Linked DNA regions of Homo sapiens: region 1 is linked to region 2. The links are chromatin contacts, found by Hi-C or POLR2A ChIA-PET in ENCODE. All regions are on one chromosome and are shown on one strand. The core of a region is the stretch at or near the end of the contact, and the rest is flanking DNA. Distances in the headings are between cores, read along the strand shown. Region 1 overlaps ARHGAP35 (Rho GTPase activating protein 35). Region 2 overlaps ARHGAP35 (Rho GTPase activating protein 35).

Region 1 (6,585 bases), core at 2,729-5,228, 42 kb after region 2:
GCAGATTTAAATTTCACCACTAATTGATGCTAGCGTCTTCAGGGGAAAATGCTTGCCATTAGATCACAGGCCTTTGGGAGACAGCCTCATAACAAATACATCCAGGACAGGGGGCGGGGATGGGGAAAGTACAGAATGCAGCTGTACCGAAAGGAACTGTGGGACGTGCCCAGAGAAACCAACTGAGTACTTTTGAGGCATGCCCTTGGGGACTGCGCATGTGCATGGTTGTGCCATGTGTGTTTTGATGGCCTTTTTTTTTCTTGCTAGTGTATAGTATGTACAGGACAAACTTGGAGCCAAACTGTCTGGAATCAAATCCCAGCTCTGCTGCTTACAAGCAAATATTTAACTTCTCCATTGTTAGTTTCCTTGACCATAAAATGGGGATAATGATGGTACTTTGAGTCATGAGATGATTCAGTATGTTAGAGACCTCATAACAGTACCTGGCAGGTTGTAAGTAGTCAATTTGCTACTGTTGTTGGTGTTATTATTGAAATGATCTAAGATGCATCTTCCACTCTAGGCAGGCCCCTGTGCTGGCCATCCCCTTCATTTGCCAAGTCCCCCATGCAGAGGCTCCTGGTCTTCAAGACCCAGTATGGGTGTCTCCCCAGGGAGAGTAGCCCACGTGACTTGTTCTCCCTTCTGCATTCCTCATGTCATAGCAGGGCGGGTCAGAGCATGGACTTTGGAATTGGTACAATTGGTTTAAAATCCCAACTGAAGGGGGATGGGGGATTAAGAGAGGATGCTTAAATGGATATAAAAATGCAGTTAGAAGGAATAAGTTCTAGTGTTTGATAGCCCAGTAGGATGACTATAGTTAACAGTAATTTATTGTATATTTCAAAATAACTGCAAGATGTGAAATGTTGCCAACACAAAGAAACGATATATATTTGAGGTGATGGATATCCTAATCATCCTGATTTGATCATTACACATTGTATCCTTGTATCAAAATATCACATGTATCCTGTAAATAGGTATAATTATGTATCCATTTTTAAAATACATTATTTTTAGAATAGAATATTAAAACTATGAATACTCAAAGTTCTGAATGAGTGTGTCATTTATTACATTAATTGTGCTGTTCAATTTAAATTTATGATCCTCCAAATAAATTGTCAAAATGATTTGAAAGCAGGAACTATTATTTATCTTATGAAAAGTAAGCCCCATAACTAAAAAAGTTCCTGCAAAATAATCTGTAATTGTGTTTATATTACATGAATGATTCGCTGTTTCTCCAAAAGAGCATTTAAGAAGTCAGTAATTCTCAAATGTGCAAAGTATTTCCACGTGCTTAACAAGAAAACTATCTAAAACGAAACAAACAAAAATCCCAGCTCTGCCACTTGGCTAAACTCTTTCACATTGCTGAGCCTCTGTTCTTCCTCTGCAAAATGCAGCTAATAATAATGCCCACCTTATTAGGACTATGAGGATTGTTTTTGTTTTGTTGTGTTGTGTTTTGTTTTGTTTGAGACAGGGTCTCCCTCTGTTGCCCAGGTTGGAGTGCAGTGGTGCGATCTCAGCTCGCAGCGTGCAGCCTCGACCTCCTGGGTCTCAGGTGATCCTCCTAATTCAGCCTCCAGAGTAGCTGGGACCACAGGTGTGTGCCACCACGCCCAGCAGTTTTTGTATTTTTTGTAGAGATGGGGATTCGCCGTGTTGCCCAGGCTGGTCTTGAACTCATGGCCTTGAGTGATCTGCCCACCTTGAGTGATCCCAGAGTGCTGGGATTACAGGCATGAGCCACCATGCCTGGCCCTACATCACTCTTTAAGTGGTCCTTTGTGCATTTATTTCTCTGCCTGGCTCCAGAGAGCTGGAGGACTGTGAAGACACTCCTTTTTTCGCATATTCAGCAAGTATATATTGAGCATCTTATACTATGTGCCATGCACTGTTTAAGATGCTGGTGATACAGCATTGGACCAGACAGACAAAATCCTCACCCTCGTGTGGCATACATTATAACCCGGGGGGAGACAGATAATAAGAAGTAAAATGTAAAGAACCTTAGTGATTAGTGTTTGGGAAGGAAAAAAATGAAGCAGGAAAGGTGGGGTATGAAATGTCCGGGGTGAACATTAACATTTTAGATAAGGAGGGCTGGGGAAGAGTGGCTTTTGAGAAGGTCCTGAAGGAAATGGGGGAGAGAACCATGCCATTTCCTGGGGAAGAACCTTTCAGACAGAGAGAACAGCAAGTGCAAACGTCCAGAGGCCAGGACATTCCTGGGAAAGAGCTTGGTTTTTACTCTGAGTGAGGTAAGAAGCCATTGAGGGGTTTGGAGTGGAGGGACAGGACTTGGCCTTTGCTTAATAAAATAACTGGCTGCTCTGTAGAGAACAGTCCTCGCCCTTGAGGACTTGTGTGTTCTTGTTCTAGCTGCCTTTCTGCAAATCTTTCTCCATTCTGCTATTCCTTTCTCTGGATGTATACCCAGTCCCCCATATTGCCGGCATGGGTTCAACCAAACCCCTCCTTCATACTTGAAAGGGTAGAGTAGCACACTCCAGTGTGGGGGCAGCCCAGGTTGGAGCCCAGCTGGAAGAATTCAGCACAGTAAGCAGACGGGTCACTTCCCGTCCAACCCTGTCTTTCCAAGCCCATCTTCCTTCACACTGGACTCCTTAGCACCTTCACACGGTGTCGTGCCTCTGCGTCGTTGTTAAACACTGTTCCTGCTGCCTAATATGTTGTTTCCTCTCCCATCTAACACATTCCCATCCTTTCCGAAGCCTTCACACTCTAGACATGCCTCGATTATAGTAGCTGTCCCCTTGTGTTAGGGATACTGTTTCTGTCTGTCACTCCTTAGAAGAAGAGACAGGAGGGAGCTTGCTCTCCTCCCTCTGCCATGTGAGGACACGAGAAGGCAGCTGTCTGTATGTAAGCCAGCAGGAGGGCCCTGCCAGAAACCAAATAGGCTGGCCCCTCGATCTTGGACTTCCCAGCCCTCAGAACCATGAGAAAAAGAGAGCTATTGTTGAAGCCACCCAGTCTGTGGTATTTTGTTATGGCAACCCAAGCAGCTAAGACAGATGGCAAGGTGACCAACTCAGGCATCAGAACACCTGAGAGCCTTAAGGCAGGGGCCCCTTCTTTCCTGATTCATGTGTCCCCATGGGACCTGGCTCTCCAGAGTCCTCCATCAGGGATCTTTGTGTCCACATGACCAGAACACAGCAATTGGGTCAGCAGAAATGGGAATTGAGGCAACTGAAAGTCAGAAGGGCTGAGACAGGTGGACGAAGACGTGGACAAATGCCACTTGAGAGCCGTGGTCTGAAGAGATGAGCTCACGCCTTTGTGTAGTGCCCGGCTCCCAGGTGGTTTACTGTTTGAAATGTAAGCTGACTGGGTATCAGACAACTGAATCCCACTTTTTCAAACAAAGATGGTGCAAGGCCTTGTGATTTCACCCCAGTTTGCGTTCTTTCACTCTTGGCTGGCATCCTTTGGCTATTTAAATTCGTAGCCTCCCAACAGTTTTTAAAAAACAAACAAACTCACACAATTTATCTTTTCATGTAAGCTGCAATTTGGTTGAAACAAGACCTTTCTAGTACATAGTCCAAAGCTCCTGATAACTGAAACTACAATCAGTGTTTCTGTTCTGTGATCTGTTTTTTGTTTTAAAAGCCACAACAGAAAACCTTTTCTTCTGTTACGGCTGTCAGGAGCCGTTTGGGCTTAATCAATAATGAGGTGTTTCACTTCCTGGGGCTGGGCTATCTGTGGAGAGCACTTACTTCTCCGTAACCCATGAAGCCAGTGAAGGACCCTGAATCTGGGTAAATTCAAAATTCTTCTGAGCCTTGGATAGTCTTAGGCATAGTTCTGGCAGGGTCTGACTTGAAAAAGTAGGTTGTGTATTTATTATTGTCGTTTCAATATCACTAACACGAGGTGAAGAAGAAGAAGAAGGCAAAAGACCCAGCCTGAGCAGAACTCAATGTAACAGTCCTTGATTCTAAGCCGCCCCCGTCCATGTGATACAACTCCTAGCGGGGGAGGGATAGTGGGGCATTATATTAAGTATAGGTATTAATGATAAGTTCGTCTAGTTTGGAAAACTTTTAAATGGGCAGAGATGAACATAATCAGATGGCAAGGATGTGGTAGTAGCTGTTTGAATAACAATAATGATGAGGATAGCTAACATTGATAAGCATTATTTCATGTCACCCTCTCCGTGACAGACAGAGCCTGAGAGGAGTCGCCATTGCCCCCACACAGCCAGCCTTTCAGCAGCCTTCTTGGCAGCAGCTATGTCAGACCAACAGTACCTTCCTAATTTTAGCCTCACAAAATTCATTTATGTTTCATATATACCTTATTCACATAGCATGAAGGTAATTTCATACGATGTTTTTTGTTTTGTTTTGTGACAGGGTTTCTTTCCATCACCCGGGCTGGAGTGCAGTATTTCATACTTCCTGTATTTGTGGCAGGAAGCTTTATGCTTTATCATCAGAGTGATCTTTGAAGGGAAGGACTTACTCAGCATTTAAATAACACAAGCTAGATTACAGAGCAACCCTTTAAACCATTTAAGAAAAAAATGATTTCCTTTTTAAAAAATGGTAATTGCTGTATGATTGTCAAATTTTTCCTCTTGAAAGTATTTTTTAAGTAAAAATGAGCCTGCATACTACACCCATGTATGACCATCATATAACAAGACAGGGTAAATGCAGGTCACGCATCCCTAATCTGAAATCCAAAATGCCCCAAATCTGAACATTTTTCAGCACCAACATGATTCCCCACCTGACCCCATGTGGTCACAGTCAAAACTTTGTTTCATGCACGAGGCCAGGGCACAGTGGCTCATGCCTGTAATCTCAACACTTAGAGAGACCAGTGCGGGCAGATCACTTGAGCCCAGGAGTTTGAGACCAGCATGGGCAAGATGGAGAAACGCCATCTCTACTAAAAATACAAAAATTAGCCACGTGTGGTGGCGTGCACCTGTAGTCCCAGCTACTTGGGAGGCTAAGGTGAGAGAATCACTTGAGCCTGGGAGGCAGAGGCCACAGTAAGCTGAGATTGCACCATTGCACTGCAACCTGGGTGATAGAGCAAGACCCTGTCTCAAAAAAAAAATTTATGAAATTACCTTCTATGCTGTGTGTATAAGGTATATGTGAAACATAATAAATTTTGTGTTTAGGTTTGGGTCCCATCCCCAAGATATCTTTTTTTTTTTTTTTTTGGAGAGGGAGTCTCACTCTGTCACCCAGGCTGGAGTGCAATGGCACGGTCTCAGCTCATTGCAACCTCCGCCTCCCATGTTCAAGCAATTCTCCTGCCTCGGCCTCCCAAAGTGCTGGGATTACAGGCGTGAGCAACCACACCCAACCGCATCCTCAAGATACCTCATTACTTATATGCAAATATTCCAAATTCTGAAACACTTCTGGTCCCAACTATTTTGGTTGAGGGCTGCTCAGACTGTAATACATCAGTGTGATTAAGAGCAGCCACATGGAGTCAGTCTCTTTGGATGCCAGGCCTAGCTCTGCTACCCAGTAGCTGTGTGATCTGGGGCAAGTGACTTACCCTGTCTAAGCCTCAGTTTCCTCATCTGTTAAACAGGCATGATGATGATAAGCAGTATTTTATGTATGCATATATCTTCCTACGTTTAACCAGTGGTTTCTAAACATTTGAGGCATATGTATAGCTCTCATCTTACTAATTACAAATTATCATTAGCTGTTCTTAAAGCAGACTTTTTTTTTTTTTTTTTTTTTGAGACGGAGTCTCGCTCTGTCGCCCAGGGTGGAGCACAGTGGTGCCATCTCTCGGCTCACTGCAACCTCCGCCTCCCGGGTTCACACCATTCTCCTGTCTCAGCCTCCTGAGTAGCTGGGACTACAGGCACACACCACCACGCCCAACTAATTTTTTGTATTTTTAATAGAGACGGGGTTTCACCATGTTAGCCAGAATGGTCTCAAACTCCTGACCTCGTGATCCACCCGCCTCGGCCTCCCAAAGTGCTGGGATTACAGGCGTGAGCCACTGCGCCCGGCCAAAGCAGACTTTCTAACACTGCTATTCAAATGGTACCATCCTTCATCATTTTTAAAAAGTGTGATTTAAACTGTTAAGTAGGGCTGGGCACAGTGACCATCCCAGTGCTTCTGGAGGCCGAGGCAGGAGGATCACTAGAGCCCAGGAGTTTGAGACCAGCCTGAGCAATATAGGGAAACCCTGCCTGTACAAAAAATAAAAAATTTGCCAGGCATGGTAGTATGTGCCTGCAGTCCCAGCTACTTGGGAGGCTAAGGTAGGAAGATCACTTGAGCCTGGGAGCTCAAGGCTTCAGTGAGCTGCGATCACGCTACTGCATTCCAGACCGGCAATAGAGTTAAACCCTATCTCAAAAATAAATAAATAACTAAACTGTTAAATGTGTGGCTTAGATGATTTATTCCTCTAAATAGGATGAATAAATTTGTGAGATTGGGCACAGTAACTATTTTGGTACAGTGGCAAGGTGATTGGTGCTGGCATCAGAACACACCTGACTGTTAGTTCAGGATCTGTGCTTCT
Region 2 (7,443 bases), core at 3,530-6,029:
ATTTGATTTCATCCTGTGGATAACATAGCTTAGAAATTCTGTTTCTTTGGGACCAGCCTGTAGAGTTCTGCAAGCCTGGAAGCATGAGAACTGTGGCGGGGGAAAAATGGGCTACTTGCTGTATTTAGTGTGGGCTGCTAGGATGGTAAGGTAGCAACATAGTTCTGTATTCCCACCCTGGAATTCAGAAGAACCTTTAAGCAGGGATTGCATGGAGGTGGGGAGGACAAATCAAGAGGGGCAGGAGGGGACATTTGCAAAAATTATAAATGGAATGTCAGAGAATCTTTCATAGCTACTCTTTAAAAATTAACTTTAGAGCCAAGAGTGGTGTGGCTCACGCCTGTAATCCCAACACTTTGGGAGGGTGAGGTGGTAGGATCGCTTGAGCACAGAAGTTCAAGACCACCCTGGGTAACATAGTGAGACCTCATCTCTACAAAAAAAATTTTAAAAATTAGCCGGCCGTGGTGGCATGCGCTTGTAGTCCCAGCTACTCAGGAGGTTGAGGTGGCAGAATTGCCTGAGCCTTGAAGATTGAGGCTGCAGTGAGCTGTGATTGCACCACCGCACTCCAGCCTGGGGAACAGACTAAGACCATATTTAAAAAACAAAAACAAAAAAACTTTAGGCCAGATTATTTTCAAAACAGGCATGCGAGTTACTAGCCCTTGAAAGTCTACTGATCCCTTTGTGGTTTCCTTTGGTCTTCTGGAGTGTGCTGCACATTGAATTTATAGAGAGTATAGTGAGAGCTGAATGCGCGTAATCAATATCCAAGAATCTGTTGCATGAGACGACGTGTTTCAAGACCAGATAGGCAAACACTGAAATCAGTCTTTCTAAAGATCCAGATGACCCATTTCAGAGACTGCCTGTACCCAGAGCCCTAGGGACATAGTGAGATTCCATGGCTATGAGGAAATCTTCCTCTCACATTGGGTAGGAGTAAGTGTATGTAGCCTATACTAGTGGGAACAACTACCCCACCAACACTGTTCTGGGCAAATGTCACTTTCTTTTTTCCCCTTGGCAAATCCTGGTTTTGCATACCATCCCCACAATGTTATTATTTTATTTTTATGTTTTTTAGAGGTGGAGTCTTCCTGTGTTGCCCAGGCTAGAGTGAAGTGGCTTTTCATAGATGTGATAATGGTGCACTGCAGCCTTGAACTCCTGGGCTCAGGTGATCTTCCCACCTGAGCCCCCTGAGTAGCTGGGACTACAGGTGTGAGCCACCACACCCAGCTCAATGTTGTTATTTTAATTTGCATTGGACTGAAAGGTAGAAATATAATTGCTATATTCAAATGGAGTTTTCGTTTATGTAAGATGATTAACTCCTTAGACTGTGTTAATTTGTTGGGTGAGTAGTTAAGGTAGCAGTGTACAACAATAAATAACTCAACGGGGTAAAAGATTATTATTATTATTTTGAGATGGTATCTAACTGTCACCCAGGCTACAGTGCAGTGATGTGATCATAGATCACTGTAACCTCAAACTTCTGGGCTCAAGCGATCCTCCTGCCTCACCCTTCCAAGTAGCTGGGACCACAGGCACATGCCACCATGCCTGGTTAATTTTTTATTTTTTTTCTTTTATTTTTTTTGAGACAGAGTCTCACTCTGCTGCCCAGGCTGAAGTACAGAAGTGTGATCTTGGCTCACTGCAACATCTGCCTCCTGGGTTCAAGCCATCCTCCCACCTCAGCCTCCTGAGTAGCTAGGATTACATGGCATGCACCACCTCACCCAGCGAATTTTTTTTTTTTTTTGTATTTTGGGGTTTCACCATGTTGGCCAGGCTGGTCTCAGACTCCTGACCTCAAGTGATCTGCCCACTTTGGCCTCCCAAAGTGCTGGGATTACAGGCGTGAGCCACCACACCTGGCCAATTTTTAAAATTTTTGAGACAGGGTTGCACTCTGTTGCCCAGGCTGGAGTGCAGTGGTGCAGTCTCAGCTCACTGCAACCTCTGCCTCCTGTGCTCAAGTGATCCTCCCACTTCAGCCTCCCCGGTAGCTGGGACAACAGGTATGCATCACCACAGCCAGCTAATTTTTTGTATTTTTTGTAGAGAAAGGGTTTTACCATGTTACCCAGGCTGGTCTTGAACTCCTGAGCTCAAGTGATCCACCCACCTCAGCCTCCCAAAGTGTAGGGATTACAGGTGTGAACCACTATGCCCAGCCTAAATTTTTTGTAGAGAAGGGTTCTCACTGGTCTTGAACTCCTGGTCTCAAGCAGTCCTCCCACCTTGGCCTCCCAAACTGCTGGGATTACAGGTGTGAGCCACTGCGCCCTGCTCGATTATTTTCATATTTGATTCTCAGAGTAAACATACAGCTTGTTGATAATCTGAGCCCCGACTGCCCATCTCATCTTCTGTCTCCCATTCTTGGAAACCCTTTTCCAGTCAATCTGTCCCAAAACATGTTTATTGCTTTCCCATTTTAGCCACTATTATTCATGCCTTTTATGTCACCTCTCCAAACTCTGCCAGTCTTTTAAGAACCAATTCAAATTTTACTTCTGCCTGATGCCTTTCCCACTTACTCCAGATTGAATGGTTTTTCTTTCTCTGGATCCCAGGAAATGGTCTATACCATTTATTGTCTTATGGTTTGGCTATTTTTTTTAAGTGTAAATATTGTATCTCAAGTAAATTATAAGATCCTCGTCAGCAAAGACAGTACCCATTCCTTTTGTTTCATCACATTTTCTTTGCTATGTGAGTATGCATTTGATTTGGGTGATGGACAGTTCAGTCCTTAATTCCAAAGATTATGGTAATACAAAAATGATTAACACTCTGAAATATGCAGAAAGGAGGGAATTTAGCTGCTGTATAACTAGATCTATCAAATGGGGACCTTTCTCTTTTACTCAGCTTTAGAGATTCTGTTGTCCTTGTTGAGTTTGATGGAATCCTTCTGTAAGATACTCTTCATGTGGTAAACAGATGAGTAGAATAGGGGTATTGCTTCAGATTCTGACAAATCATACACAGAAAATGAAAATGCCCTCTATGTCTCACTCAGATTCAAAAAGATTATAATCCCCTTTTACACCTAAATGCCCTAACACATCATTTTTGCATATTACTAATTAAGGTTCTCTAAATTCATCTGGATTTTACAGATGAATGAATTGGATGAATAAGGACCTTGAACTCTATTTCCAACTTTTCTTCTCTAATTTATCTTTATTCAAAAGGAAAAACAAAAACCCTAAGAAAATTTACTTTAGCATTTATTAATATGAAAATGGAAGCATTGGGTTTTAAGAAAATGTTTTGCTTAAATTCAGTGGTTTAATAAGCCAGAGAATAGTGTTCCCTTCTTTTCTTTTTTTTTTTTTTTGAGACGGAATTTCACTCTTGTTGCCCAGGCTGGAGTGCAGTGGCACTCTCTCTGCTCACTGCAACCTCTGCCTCTAGGGTTCTAGCGATTCTCCTGTCTCAGCCTCCCGAGTAGCTAGGATTACTGGCGCCCACCACCATGCCTGGCTAATTTTTGTATTTGTAGTAGAGGCGGAGTTTTACCATGATGGCCAGGCTGGTCTCAAACTCCTGACCTCAGGTGATCCACCTGCCTCGGCCTCCCAAAGTGCTGGGATTACAGGCATGAGTCACCGTGCCCGGCCAGTGTTCTCTTCCTTTTTTTTTTTCTTTTGAGACAGAGTCTTGCTCTGTCGCCCAGGCTGGAGTGCAGTGGCACGATCTCGGCTCACTGCAAGCTGGCCTTCCAGGTTCACGCCATTCTCCTGCCTCAGCCTCCTGAGTAGCTGGGACTACAGGTGCCCACCACCTCGCCCAGCTAATTTTTTGTATTTTTTTTAGTAGAGACAGGATTTCACCATGTTAGCCAGGATGGTCTTGATCTCCTGACTTCGTGATCTGCCCACCTCGGCCTCCCAAAGTGTTGCGATTACAGGCATGAGCCACTGCTCCTGGTCGTGTTCTCTTCTTATTGAAACTTTTATATCCCATCCTTCCTGGCCTATTTGGTAAGTATTAATACATTCCTCTGGAAAACTTCCATGTCTACCTGACATGGAAAGTGCTTCCTACATAGATATATTTCTTGTTCCACCCCTCCCACCCCCCAACTGAGTCTTTTCAAGTGTCTACCAAATGCAAACATTTTAACCAGCTGCTAATGGGAACTCATAGCTTTGAAGACTTAGAAATGTAAGATATTGAGAAATACGAGGTTTTAAGGAGGTTTGAAGAATGCTTTTTTGCTTTCTGTTAGTTACGATGTATATTTCCATTTATTTCCCCTATTGAGATTAAGGAAAATTGTGATAACAAGTATTTTACTTCCTTTGCTTGTAGTTCTGTATGAAATTATTTCCTTACAGTGTTACTAGTTGGTGGTGTTCTGTATGTGATTATTTGAAACTCAGTGTGTTTTCAGAAGTTGTTGAATATTCTCAGGTGGAGATGGTCATTTTTATTATGGATAATGGTGGAAGATTTTTGTCTTAGGGGGCATTCTAGATTACAGAGCACACAAACATTTCCTACTTCGGGGAGAGAGGGATGAGGTTGCTGTGTTGGAAGAGTGATACACACGCTGTGTTGGAAGAGTGATACACACACTTCCAGGCGTATGCTGATAGAGCTGTTGACAGTATGAACTTTCCCAGTCATAGTAAATCTGGGATCACGGTGGCATTTCTAGGTCCTACAAAAATGTGTGCTATCTTGGGAATGTTACCACTTCTTGCCCTGAGTGTTTCATAGAGGTGTTAAAAAAGAAAACACCCTCCTTCTACCTTCCAGTTGCGGCACTCTGGTGGGGACCTTGTGTCTTGGTTAAACAAATCACAAACAACTCTAGATGCTTGGTGACAGTCTGAAGAAGGCACGTAGATATTTGCATTATGTTTTATTACAGCATGTATTTGTGACTGAGAAACCAAAATACTTCTGAAGTATTTTCCTCTCTGAAGTAGTTGACTCTTGGCATAAAATGGGAAACTTTGAAGTCCTGTGTTTCTGTTTTTCTAATGAAATATCTCTGTACAGCTCAAAGATAAAAGTAATTACCATTTTTAAAGGATCCTTCTTTCCCCTCTGTTTTAACTCTTCCATTTAAAAAGGATTAGCACTGGAAAATTATTAGAATGGACATTCAGATTCTGTTGTGTATCTTAGTTGCCTGCTAAGAACACTGGTTCCCATCACATTTAAACTCTAAAGACATTGTGAAGTCTGGATATGCCCGGTCTCCTACTTTCTCTTTCTTTGTGGCCTTCAGATCATTAAATTTAGTGACTCAGCTAATTTTTTTTACCCACCTCTTAGAACTAAGTTGAATGTATTTGTGACCAAGCACTTAAAGTTATTTCCTCTAAACCAAGTGTTTGAGATGTTTTTAGATTTATAACAGTCTTTGTTTACCGTGTAATTCAGTCCAATTGAGGAACTAGTAAAACTGCATTATCTAGACATCAAAGCTAAGAAGAGTATACTTACACCAAGAAACTTATTAGGTTTCTAACAAGTGGAAAGTTACCAGGTGTCCCAAAATTAACCACTTCCATGCCAGCTGATTTTCACTTTTTGTAGCTATTTTAATGATCAGCAGCATTCTGGGTTTAAAAATAACAGTCGTGGCTGGGCACAGTGGCTCGTGCCTATGATCCCAGCACTTTGGGAGGCTGAGGTGTGAGTGGGAGGATTGCTTGAGGCCAGGAGTTTGAGACCAGCCTGGGCAACATAGCAAGACCCCATTTCTAAATAATAATAATAATAATAAATTAGCCAGGCATGATGGCTTGCACCTGTAGTCCCAGCTACTTGGGATGCTGAAGTGGGAGGATCACTTGAGCCCAGGAGTTGGAGGCTGCAGTGAGCTATGATTACAGCACTGCACTCCAGCATGGGTGACAGAGCAAGACTCCATCTCATAAAATAAAATAATCAGTTCTACATTATTCAGAGTTGAGTGTTGCTTTCTTTAGCATCCTTCAAATAACTGAAAATATGCCATTAAAAAATATAACCAAGGTGTTGAATGGATAATACATTTTAGTTCATTTCAAAATAGAGCCAATATCTTTATTTCTTGAGGTTTGAGAGCAGGCTGGTGTTTTGTTCTGTTTTTCCTTCAGATTTCTGTGAAGGGATAAATATTAGACCCACTTTACAGAGAACAGTTGAGTCACAGACAAGGGATGACTTGCCAATTGCATGCAGAGGTCACTTTAAGTAGGACCAGTGCTACCAAGTTGCATTTCAAGATTGGTAACCTTAAGACCTGACAGACCCTGGGGTCAGGAATTGATAGAGAAGGACTCTGTTAGATGAGGACCCATGACTTCCTCAACCCTTCATCAGCACTCCTGTCTGAGGCTCTGTTCAACCTAAGTTTCTTCATGGATTGAAACAAAATTATATGTGCATATTACAGAGTAATTGATTGTGTACAGATGCTTCCTTTAGGTATTTCAGAGGATGTGTGTAAACATGCTTTAGATATTCATAAGCATCTTATAATTTTGTTTATGTAAGCAATCGCCTAGAAAAGTAGAGGATGCGAAAGGTTTGTTTTTCTTTCCCGTGGATACCTTGCTTGTTCCTGCTGAATTCTAGAACATGGCATCTTTAGGAACATGCCATTATCTGGAGGCAATTGCCTACAGTCATTGAGATTTTTCTTTTTAAAATGTAGTTTTTGCATACTACGTCTAGTCACATTTTGTTTCCATAGAGGGTTTGGCTTTCTGGGATATCAGAAGGAAGCTATGGATGTTTGGAAAAGGTCTGTGACCTTTTGAGGTTATCATCACAGGGGACAATTGCACTCTCCCATTCATTGCTCCCTGGTGTCAGTCAGAATAATGCGTGGTGGTCTGACTTCCAGTGGCATTTCTTATGCAATAGGCTTACAAAAACATAATGAGGTCATGGCAAGCCTAGGTTCCTACAGACATAAATGAGATTCAGAAGAAAATTGCTCTGTTCATTTCAGATTCTCCTCTTTGTGATTGTCTTGAGAGAATGTTCATTTGGCTGCAGGTTCAGTGCTTGCACAGTTATATTGGAGTATCTAAGTAAACTGAAGTGCAGCATAAACTGTCGTAGCTGGAAAGTTGCTAAAGACTGTAAGCCATAACAGTTTGTTTAACTTAAGCTGTTAAAACTTTAGGTTCTTTAAGGTGCCATTTTTTTGGCCACATTCTGTGGTTCCCCATAGCCTTCAGGAAGGAATCCAAACTCTTTTTTTTTTTTTTTTTTTTTTTTAAGATGGAGTCTCGCTCTGTCGCACAGGCTGGAGTGCAGTGGCGTGTCTCGGCTCACTGCAAGCTCCACCTCCCGGGTTCACTCCATTCTCCTGTCTCAGCCTCCTGAGTAGCTGGGACTACAGGTGCCCACCTCCACACCCAGCTAATTTGTTGTACTTTCAGTGGAGACGGGGTTTCACCATGT

Evidence for each region. Hi-C counts contacts between places; a loop is a spot of excess contacts on that map. ChIA-PET counts read pairs that join two places held with the same protein, here RNA polymerase II (POLR2A). Pooled maps may share reads with other maps.
Region 1: a map of CD4-positive, alpha-beta T cell shows a loop between it and region 2 (4-fold over the local background). The contact joins two enhancer-like sites. A Hi-C loop is called at or near these places in 11 of 168 maps with a recorded cell type or tissue (CD4-positive, alpha-beta T cell, CD4-positive, alpha-beta memory T cell, CD8-positive, alpha-beta T cell and 8 more), 6 of 37 single-sample maps with no recorded cell type and 15 of 50 pooled maps. POLR2A ChIA-PET finds 5 or more read pairs at or near these places in 21 of 52 experiments (A549, A673, CD4-positive, alpha-beta T cell and 17 more).

The regions. Positions count from the first base shown.
Region 1 is chr19:46,951,198-46,957,782 of GRCh38, forward strand. The region is part of intron 3 of ARHGAP35 (Rho GTPase activating protein 35); the gene reads left to right. Among named protein-coding and RNA genes, the nearest start is that of NPAS1, 65 kb to the right of the region's middle. Within about 2 kb of position 3,979, at least 9 of the 41 ENCODE cell types and tissues checked have a DNase peak (open chromatin) inside an H3K27ac peak, as active enhancers do.
Region 2 is chr19:46,908,697-46,916,139 of GRCh38, forward strand. The region is part of intron 1 of ARHGAP35 (Rho GTPase activating protein 35); the gene reads left to right. Among named protein-coding and RNA genes, the nearest start is that of ARHGAP35, 51 kb to the left of the region's middle. Within about 2 kb of position 4,780, at least 5 of the 41 ENCODE cell types and tissues checked have a DNase peak (open chromatin) inside an H3K27ac peak, as active enhancers do.